Linked DNA regions of Homo sapiens: regions 1 and 2 are each linked to region 3. Evidence: chromatin contacts called from ENCODE Hi-C or POLR2A ChIA-PET data. All regions are on one chromosome and are shown on one strand. Each heading gives the region's core, a stretch centred on a gene start or an enhancer-like site at or near the end of the contact. The rest is flanking DNA. Distances are from core to core; before and after follow the strand shown.

The links. Hi-C counts contacts between places; a loop is a spot of excess contacts on that map. ChIA-PET counts read pairs that join two places held with the same protein, here RNA polymerase II (POLR2A). Pooled maps may share reads with other maps.
Region 1: a map with no recorded cell type shows a loop between it and region 3 (3-fold over the local background). The contact joins the promoter of DEPDC1 here to the enhancer-like site in region 3. A Hi-C loop is called at or near these places in 2 of 37 single-sample maps with no recorded cell type and 2 of 50 pooled maps. POLR2A ChIA-PET finds 5 or more read pairs at or near these places in 1 of 52 experiments (OCI-LY7).
Region 2: a map with no recorded cell type shows a loop between it and region 3 (7-fold over the local background). The contact joins two enhancer-like sites. A Hi-C loop is called at or near these places in 6 of 37 single-sample maps with no recorded cell type and 4 of 50 pooled maps. POLR2A ChIA-PET finds 5 or more read pairs at or near these places in 2 of 52 experiments (H1 and naive thymus-derived CD8-positive, alpha-beta T cell).

What each region holds. Positions count from the first base shown.
Region 1 is chr1:68,495,135-68,498,381 of GRCh38, reverse strand. It overlaps DEPDC1 (DEP domain containing 1), which reads left to right and starts at 1,300. Exons shown (of 12, transcript NM_001114120.3): 1 at 1,300-1,430. The coding sequence starts at 1,383. It overlaps DEPDC1-AS1 (DEPDC1 antisense RNA 1), which reads right to left and starts at 1,706. Exons shown (of 3, transcript NR_110671.1): 1 at 1,611-1,706. RefSeq lists enhancers at 1,400-1,459, 1,570-1,619.
Region 2 is chr1:67,213,244-67,216,660 of GRCh38, reverse strand. All of the region lies in intron 6 of IL23R (interleukin 23 receptor), which reads right to left. Among named protein-coding and RNA genes, the nearest start is that of IL23R, 48 kb to the right of the region's middle. RefSeq lists an enhancer at 1,157-1,296. Within about 2 kb of position 2,105, at least 2 of the 41 ENCODE cell types and tissues checked have a DNase peak (open chromatin) inside an H3K27ac peak, as active enhancers do.
Region 3 is chr1:67,734,404-67,737,655 of GRCh38, reverse strand. All of the region lies in intron 2 of GNG12 (G protein subunit gamma 12), which reads left to right. Among named protein-coding and RNA genes, the nearest start is that of GADD45A, 51 kb to the right of the region's middle. RefSeq lists an enhancer at 1,431-1,510. Within about 2 kb of position 1,380, at least 36 of the 41 ENCODE cell types and tissues checked have a DNase peak (open chromatin) inside an H3K27ac peak, as active enhancers do; they include OCI-LY7, where a contact is called at or near this core.

The DNA.
Region 1 (3,247 bases), core at 51-2,550, 760 kb before region 3:
TGGGCAAAAATAAATTTTGGCTTCCACAGTCTCATCTCCATTTCCTTCTGAAAGGAAAAAGAAAAGAAAAACGAAAATCCTGGGACAATGTATCATAAAGCCAGGTAAGAAACAGTTAACATTATTTTGTAACATCAATCATTTTACTTTTCCTTAACATAAGTGGAAAATTGAGTAGATTGTTCCTGTTTACCAAGTATGTTTTTGAAAATTCCTACCCACTGGTCCTGGTAGAAAATAGATGTGCTTCTGCCCAAATTAAGGAAAACTCCACAGACCTACACTACCACTCCCTGAACATTTTTCTTTATCTCTTCTTTTTACTGCATCCTATCCTCTTAAACTGCTATTTAATTTCCAAGTGAATTCTTCCACAGCTTCAAATCACTCAAGCAATCTCCCACTTTACTAAGGGATTCTTAGCATCAGATAGTTTCAGACTGGTGACAGGGTATTTATTAAAAGCATGAAGTCTGTGCTTTGCCAAGGAGACCTAAGACTGAGTAAGTCTCTTCAACTCTCGGAATGTAGTTTTTGTCATTTGAAAATTGACTTCTGTTGAAGATTTATTTTCTAAGATCCTAGTGAAATTTTAAGTGTATAATCACGATCCAAACATAACCAACATTCTTATACAGTGGTAGAGTTTAAGGGAAGCAATTTGACAAGTTGTACACAACCTTTCCCAAGCCCCACATTGTATGTACTTAAGAAAGACTACCTATAATCCATTTTATTACCCAACTGGGGGGTTCTGAATGATCCATTTTACTGCACAATTAGGGGGTTCTGAACCTAGATTTTAGCACTTCAGAGAATCATGGCACCTGCTGAGAGAGAGGATAGGCAGCAGAGAGAGAAACTGCGACACATATCCATCAGGTTGCTTTGCCTTCTAAGCTAACTGCTGAAGATCCTGTAGGGCCAGGCAGAAAAACCGTATTTTCTTGTCTTTTCAAATTTCAAATTCCCTTAAACCAAAGGCTGGACTCCAAATAATTTCGTTTGGAACTAAAGAGCTCATCCCCTCTGAGCACGAAAACAGGACTCTGTGACTCCGCCTCGCCGTAGACCGCAGGAGGGAGAAACAGCGCCAGGGAAACCCGAGCCTGTCCCATCGAGGCGGTCCCAGGCCAGCCCAGCCCACCCCAGCCCGCGCCAGCTACTGGAGCCCCAGGACGCAGCCGAGCGGCCCTCGCCGACTCCTTCCCGAGCCTGGCTGTGGCGTCACGTGACCCGCGGCGCGGCCAATCCGCGCAGCCCTCTATGCTATTCAAATCGGCGGCGGGGCCAACGGTTGTGCCGAGACTCGCCACTGCCGCGGCCGCTGGGCCTGAGTGTCGCCTTCGCCGCCATGGACGCCACCGGGCGCTGACAGACCTATGGAGAGTCAGGGTGTGCCTCCCGGGCCTTATCGGGCCACCAAGCTGGTAAGACAGCTCGGATAGACGGGACCGGTCAGCGGGCTGACGGCAGTCACCACTGTTCGCAGTTTTACCTCGACCGTTCGCAGTTTTACCTCGGTCGGAGGGATGAGTCCCAGGATCCCTAGGTTCAGTGAAAAGGCTGGCGAGGAGAAGTAGCGGGTATGCAACCCTTGCCAGACTCACCGCTCCCTCTATTTTGAGGGTCTGGGCCTCAGGTCCGAAAGGAAGCGCCGCGCGTAGGCCGCACCAGACTCGCTATGAGGAGCGACTCCTGTGCCTGGTGTGGCCGGCGTCCCGTGGGGGCGTCTTAGAATATTCCGATTTGGCCGCTCACCTCGCCTGATTTTCTACCCGCCTCAGAATTAGGGAACAATTGGGAATGAGGTCCAAAGCTTTGTAGGGTTAGGTGGGGGGCAAGCCCGAATGTGGCAATTTTGTTTATTGAACCCATAGAATTTAACGCAGGATGTATCGGCCGAATAGCACTAGGATAACAGCTGCCTGTTTCAAAACGGTATTTCTGAGTACCCATCAGTAACCACTGCTGGTGGTCCCTGAATTGCACGTACAGCACTCCTAACGCGTTTTGTGCAGTTGGGTCTTCGGTTCTATAGGATACTGTGGTGCTGGTTATGTGACGTTAGGTGAGTCCCCTACCTTCTGTGAGCCTGTTTCCACATTGGTAAAGGTTACTAATACATGCTTGCCTTAAGGGGTTTCCCAGGAGGATGCTGTTTTTTAAAGTGTGTTGTGATCTGCAGAATAACAAGCATTTTCCTCTTAGGAATGCCCTTCAGACGAGCATGTATTATTAGCCCTACTTTATCAGGTGCACACTGAGGCTCACAGACGTTAAATGCCCTCTAGAGTCACATCAACAGCAAGTGGCAGAGCTAGAATTCAGATCTTCCTGGTATGGCGATCTTACATGGATTCTGCTACTTAGTAAGTTATTGGCTATATTTACCAATATGAAGGATAGAATTTAGGACAGGAAGGAACCTCAATCAGTAGTCCTGCCACATTATTTAAAACCCATTAGATGAAAGTAGTATAAGCACGCTGAAAAAGAAAACATGCACTGAATGCTTACTAGTACTTCACATATATTACATCATTTTATCATTCCAATAAGCCCATTCGTTAGGTCCTTTTGTCCCTGTTTTGTGGTTAAGGAGATTGAGGCATAGAGATTGAAGATAGGCCCAAAAAGTCATAAACAATAGTGGCAGAGCTAGAGCTGGGAAACCAGCCCTACTAGTCTAACTCCAGAGCCTGTTCTTAAAGCCACTACCCTGTACTGCATCTCAGGAAAGCCGTTCTGTAATCTCCCTTAGTACAGAGTCCCTTTCTGTCATTTTTATTACTGTGTCCTCAGGCCAGTACAGAGTGAGCAGCTCAATATCAGTTTCTAGAGTCAATCACACCTGGGTTTGAATGCCTAGGTTCATCACTTAGCTGTGTGACCTTGGTCATTTTATTAATCTCTCTGCTTTATTTTCCTTATGTGAAAAATGAGAAATTAATAGTACCTATTCATAGAATTGGGGTAATTAAAGTGAAATAATGAATGTGAAGCACAGTGCTACCAACATTAATATTAATTGAGGTAAAAAACAGGGATGAATGTTTTCTCTATTGATTGTAGTTCTTCCTTATTTCCAGATTTCTTAAATAAGCTCAGGATCTTAAATAAGGATCTTAGATCAGCCAATGAAGTTCTTCTAATAAAAAAGCTATTACATAAAAATATTACTACAGCACTAGAATTAATAAAAAGAAAGCAGTGTAAGATATAATTTTTTTTTTTTTGAGACTGA
Region 2 (3,417 bases), core at 856-3,355, 520 kb after region 3:
TATGGAAATTATGTGAAATTCAAATTTCAGTGTCCAAAAATGAAATTTTAATTGGAACAGACTATGCCCATTCATTTACATAATTGTCTGTGACTGCTTTCACGCTACAAACACAGAGTTGAGTAGTTGAGACAGAAATCTTATGTTCTGCAAAGCCTAAAATGTTTACCATTTGGCCCTTGAATAAAAAGTTTGCTGAGACCCTGGTGTAGCTTAATTAGAGAAATGAGTCACCAATAATCCACTTACTTGAACACATAGCTGAGATTTCCCTGCCTCTGTCACTAAAGTTGGACACCATTAGACAAATAATAATAATAATAGTAATAGCTAATGTTTCAAAATATTATCCACATGAACTTGACATTATAAAAATCAATGGAGATGCAAAAAATGATCATGGCACATCTCTGCCTTCCATGAGTTCACAGTTAAAGAGTAGAGAAATAGAAGTGTAAACAGGCAAGTATATACAATGTGGCAAATGCCCTGAAACAGAGTATACGGAAGTAGGTGTGGATTGCCGTTCGCAACTGGGAGCTCAATTTTTGACATGAATTTGAGGGGCCTAGGAGACAGCCCATAAAGATACAAACAAATAGTTAGAAATATAGGTCTGACTTTCATGAGAGTTGGGAGGGCTCCAGTTTCTAGCCTACATACAGGTGTAGCTGAGGCCTTGGGAATAGGTGAAAGGAGTAAGAAAGAGAGGAGACAGTGAGATGGTAGGTATGAAGGGAATGTCAATGTTTAGGGAATTGGCAGAAAAAATAATTTACAAAGGAAAGGGCATCCAGAAATATTGATAGAAGACTAACACATTCTTGAAATGGGAAAACCAAGAGGAGAGACATTTTCAGGACAAGGTGGTCAACAGTGTCAAATGCTAGAGTAGGATGAAGACTGCCAAGGTTCTTGGTCTTTATTGTTTGGAAAGATGCTACCATCTTCCTCTCCTCACACGAACTGGTTCCAGCAGCAGGTGGAGAGCCTTGATGACATTTTGAGGTGGATTGCAATAATGCCCAGGTAATTTCCCAGCCCCATATCCTGGCCCTTTACCATGTAGCTTTGAACGTTCTCCCATTCTGGCTCTGGTTTGTCCATGTAGCTTGCTTTGAGCCAACAGACATTGGTAAGCCTGATATAAGCAGAGGATTGAAAGACACTGGAAAGATTGGGCCTTAGGTACTCTTGCCCTCTGCCATCACCATAAGGACATGCCCAGGCTAGCCTGTTGATGGCAGAAAGAGGACCAGGAGACATGTAGAGGAGAGCTCATGCAAAGACATAGGAGTGAGCCAGCTGAGCTGCAAACACATGCCCAATTCCAGCAAAGCTCACCTTAGACCAGCTGGACCCCACTGACATTGAGAAATAAATGTTTATTGTTATATGTCCCTTCAGCTTTTGTGGCAGTTTGTTACACATTATTGTGTAGCAGGACGAGCCGCAGACAAAACCTCTCAGACACCGAGTTATAGAAGGAAGGGCTTTATTCAGCTGGGAGCATCGGCAATCTACCGCCTTAAAATCCGAGCTCCCCGAATGCACAATTTCTGTCCTTTTAAAGGGCTCACAACACTACAGATTTCACATGAAAGGGTCGTGATTGATTTGAGCAAGCAGGCGGTACGTGACAGAGGCTGCATGCACCAGTGGTCAGAGAGAAACAAAACAGGGCAGGGAGTTTCACAATGTTCTTCTATACAATGTCTGGAATCTATGAATAACATCGCTTTCTAAGTTATGAGTTGATTTTTAACTACTGGGTTTTGGCCAGGCAGGCCCAGTCCTGGTTTCGGGCCTGGTGCTGGGTTGCCTGTCTTTGCTTTTACTTCCTTGTTGTTTTTTCTTAAAACAGGTACTGAGTATAAAAAAATATAAAACAATATGAGAGGGTCTCTCTCTTCCCTCAATCGTAGCAGTAGATAGCCGATATACCAATCCCTCTTATTTCATGTAAATAGGAGTATGTAATAGACTAGAAAAATGTTTAGAAAATAGAAAGGAATTATATTACCAGTGTCTCTGAATAAGTTTTCAGAAACCAACTGTTTTCTGGTTGAAACTCTCATTCTCTGCTCCCCCTGGTGGTGCTACATAGGCCATCTTGGTAACAGGTACATTTGAGCTCACTTTTCAAAACCTTCTCTTTGTCAGAAGTGGCAAATGGAACTGAAAGAATATTTGTTATCTCATATGGTCTTCATAACAATCCTTTGTGACAGGTAGTATTAGCTCCATTATATAAATAGGGAAACAGAGTTTGAAAGAGGTCAAGCCAGATTTTTTTGAACTTATACCATCAGTAACTGAGTGCCTCTCACAGACTCTACATCACTTTAAAGACCACATAAATATTTAGAAAATGAAAAGACAGGTCTCAAACCAACTTTGAAAAGCTAGTTATATTTTGTAATCAAGATTACATAGTAGGTGGTTTTTCTCTGAGATGTTTATTTTCTTTCTTTTTATAGAGATGGGGGTCTCACTGTATTGCCCCGGCTGCAGTGCAGTGGCTATCCCTGGTGGGATCATAGTGCATTACAGCCTCAAAACCCTGGCTCAAGTGATCTTCCTGCCTCAGTCTCTCAGGTAGCTGAATATAGGCTTGTATCACCCCTCCCAGCTGAGATTTATTTTCTTCTTGCTATCTCTGAGCCTTTACTAAAATCTGTATATATTCCAACCTGGTCTAAGCTAGACTTCTAGGGAATTCAGAAGGGAGAGAGGTAAATGAGGTGGGAGCAAGATGTTTGTAAATGTTCTCCCAGAGGCAGCTGTGTCTCCAGAGACAAAATCTGAAGCTTTGACCTGGAACCATCTTTCAAGAGATAACTAGAGTCATGTGTCACTTAACGACAGGGATACATTCTGAGAAATGCATCATTAAGCGATTTCATCATTGTACGAACATCATAGATTGTAATTACACAAACCTGGGTGGTATAGCCTACTACACACCTAGGCTATATGGTATAGCCTGTTGCTTCTAGGCTACAAACCTATAAAGCATGTTACTGTACTGAATCCTGCAGGCAATTGTAATATAAATCACTAGGTGACAGAAATTTTTCAGCTGCATGATAAGTTTATGGGACCACCATCATATATGCCATCCATCATTGCCTGAAACATGGACTGCTGCGTGGCACATATTCTCCTTGCCTCGTCAGCCTAATTCCCTTAGATACTTCACAGTCTGTATGTACCTTAGCTAAAGGGGCTGAAAAGCACCCTCAATACTGTGACTTTCAGTTGGATTCCTTTGCTCTACTATCCCTGCTGCATGGCTCCCCTAGAGGCTAGAGAGTAACATTACTAGCTAGCATTTAGTGAACAATTACACTATTCCAGGCTTGTAGCTAACTTCTTACATCATTGGATCCCCTTTCCCACAACAAACACATGATA
Region 3 (3,252 bases), core at 131-2,630:
TTGGAGCAGGGAAAAGCTAGTGCTTATACATTTAAAAAAAAAAAAGAAAGTCTTCATATTGAAAAGAGGAGGAAACACTGATCTAGTCCAAGCTCTTTGTTTTACTGATGCAGAAAGGGAAAGGGAAGGGGATTGAGTAACTTGCATAAATTACACAGTTAACCAACTAACAGCTGAACCTAGATAGACCCTCGGTTTCTTGACCCTGGGCCCAGAGCTCTTCTTACCATCCATGTGACTGTTTATCTTTCAGAACCAACTTTCTTCAGGCCAATAAATGAGGTATTGCCTTAGAACAGAAATCATTTATATTTGGCCATGGAATTATATTAATGATTTATTTTTATAATGATTAATTATGAGAATTATAATTAGACTTTGCTTTAGCTAGTTTCAAAATCCATTTATAATCCCCTAAGCACAGGCCATTTGGCAATGCAAAAGACTAAGTAGCCCAAGAAGGGTTGATGAAAGTATGATTTTTAATTTGCAGTAGATAATTTACCTAATGAGTACTACTTATATAGAAAATTAAGACTTGGTTTTAGTTGCAAACATCATTTTAAGGAAGCTTAGCAGCCTACGTGGAATTTCAGGAGTGGACACATCTGAATATCCACAATTCTTGGTTTATATTCAGGCTGCACAACTTTAGTACCTATATGATGTTGGCCATGCTCACTCACTCCTCCAACCCTCAGTTTACACATCTGCAAAATGAGATACTTCTTTTCCAGTGTTGCTGTGGACATTAGCAGGCACACACATTTGGTGCTTGCACAAATGAGGTCCTAAGAGGTGGGTCCCTCTCATCTTACGTGAGGAAACTGAAGCAGATTAGAAATGACCCAAGGAAACCACTCCGAGTTCAGTCTGGAGCCCACTCCCCTAGGTTTTAATCATCCCCCAACTCAGTCCCTATCTGCTGAGGTTCCTGGATCCAGACGGTTCTTACCAAGGAACTGTCTGTCCCCACCACATGGATGGTTTTCCTGGCAGAGGTGTGCCCTGTGAGGGGGTCACTGCTCCTGGGGTTGGCATCGTGAGGCTGAGCCTGCAGGCTGCACAAGTATGTTCCACTGAGAGGCTGCCCTGGTGACTCCATTACTCACGCATCCCTGCCACACAGTGCAGCTGGGCCGTGGCCCCAGCACAGGGTTCATTTACATAGCTGCACAACAGGAAGCAGTCTAGTGTTTAGAGCTGCCCTGGCCCACTGAGAGCAAATTGTTTCAGGTGCTGTGGTGTGGGTTCTGGAACTGTGGGCTGTGCCTTTGGCGTCCACGTTAGCATCAGGAAGCAGTAGCCTTCTACTGCAACATTCTCCCTGCCTGCTGCTTGGTTCGGGGGTTGGGATTTTTGTTTTGCTTTGGTTGTTGTACACTCTCACGCTTGGCAGGCACAACCGGAAGAAGAGGTGGGCGTTGTGTCAGGCTGGGAGGGAGTGCCTTTGTGGAGCCAGGGTTCCTAATGAACAGACTCCTAGTTCTTCTCCCACAGTTCCTGCAAGTGAAATGGCAGATGTATGAGTCACTTCATAAGATGGGAACAGGAAGACATCCTGTTGATGCCAAGCCATTTTCAGTTCAGTGATGAGAATCTACCCCCCGCAAGAAAGTGTGTTTGTATCTTCCTCCTTTCCCCAGTGCAGAGGGGGTCAGCACCTGGCTCTTTCCCTTGTGAGAACTCCTCCACTTGGTTTAGCGCCCAGGAAATCAGCCCTGTCTTTCATTTGCATCTGTTATGTTATCAGAAGATCCTCTTTGCCAAAGATACTTTCTGTCTGAACTATTTTTAAAAAAATATTTTCCCTTGTTTTTTCCTTCTTTAGAATAATATTGTACTCTGTGATGGTTTAGGATTTTCTTTCATGGAAGAATTTTTTTATGTTTTTCTCACAGGAGCTTCACTGTTGTTAGTGAAGATCACTCAGAAATTATAGTATTTACAGTGATTCTCTGCCCCTTTTAATTGAATTCTCATAGTTCCTTTCTTAAATTATTTGGTATTCTTTATAATCATTATAAGAGGTCACATTTATTGAATGTTTGGAGGCAGGCACAATTTTAAGCACTTTACATATGCATTTCATCCTCAGATAGTTCCATGAGATGTAGAGACTGTTGCCACTCCCATTTTTGCAGATGAGGACGCAGGCTCCAATTAAGCAACTCCAAAAGTCACACAGTTAAATGGCAAGAACCAGAACTTAAGCCCTGTTCCTAATAACTCCCTTTGCCAGCATTCACTCAAAGTGTGATCAGCAGAACAATGATCTCATGAGATGTTCCTCGGAAAATATTTTTATGTGCAAATAATTTGGGGAAATGCTGCAAGCCACAAGCCTCTTGCCAGATCATAAATGTATCTTAGTGCAGGAAAGACCCTGAGAAGTCTTGCGTGAAAGAAGTCTGCTTATCATTGTGTGAACTAGGGCTTTCCAAAATACATGGCATGGAACCCATTTCAATATATACCTATTAAATTGTAATACATCTGAGGCCAGGCGCGGTGGCTCATGCCTGTAATCCCAACATTTTGGAAGGCCAAGGAGGGTGGATCACCTGAGGTCAGGAGTTTGAGACCAGCCTGACCAACAAGATGGAACCCCATCTCTACTAAAAAAAATACAAAATTAGCCAGGCGTGGTGATGCATGCCTGTAATCCCAGCTACTCTGGAGGCTGAAGCAGGAGAATTGCTTGAAGTCAGGAGGCAGAGGTTACAGTGAGCCGAGATCACGCCATTGCACTACAACCTGGGTGACAGAGTGAGACGCTGTCTCAAAAAAGAAAATAAAAAGAATAAATAAATAAAAATTGTAATACATTTTAAGAAACACCATACTAGTCTAAGAAAGCAACTAGAGCCAGACCCTGTAGTGTGCCTGTAGTCCTAGCTACTCAGGAGGCTGAAGCTGGAGGATTGCTGGAGCTCAGGAGTTCAAGGCTGCAGTAAGCTACGATCCTGCAACTGTACTCCAGCCTGGGTGACAGAGCAAGGCCCCATCTCTACAAATCATAAAGAAGGCAACATAATGTGATGGCTAGATACAAGGGCTTTGGAGCCAGAGAGTACGTAGGTTCAAGTCCCATATCTGCTACTCCCTAGGTAAGTTATTTAGCTTCCTGTGCTTCACTTCCCCCATCTGTGTAGTGGGGAAAATATAGCACTCTTGCATAGGGTGACTGTGAGGGGTAAATTAGTGCGTCTAAAGGACCTGGAACACCGTTGTGCACATACAGAAGTAGTC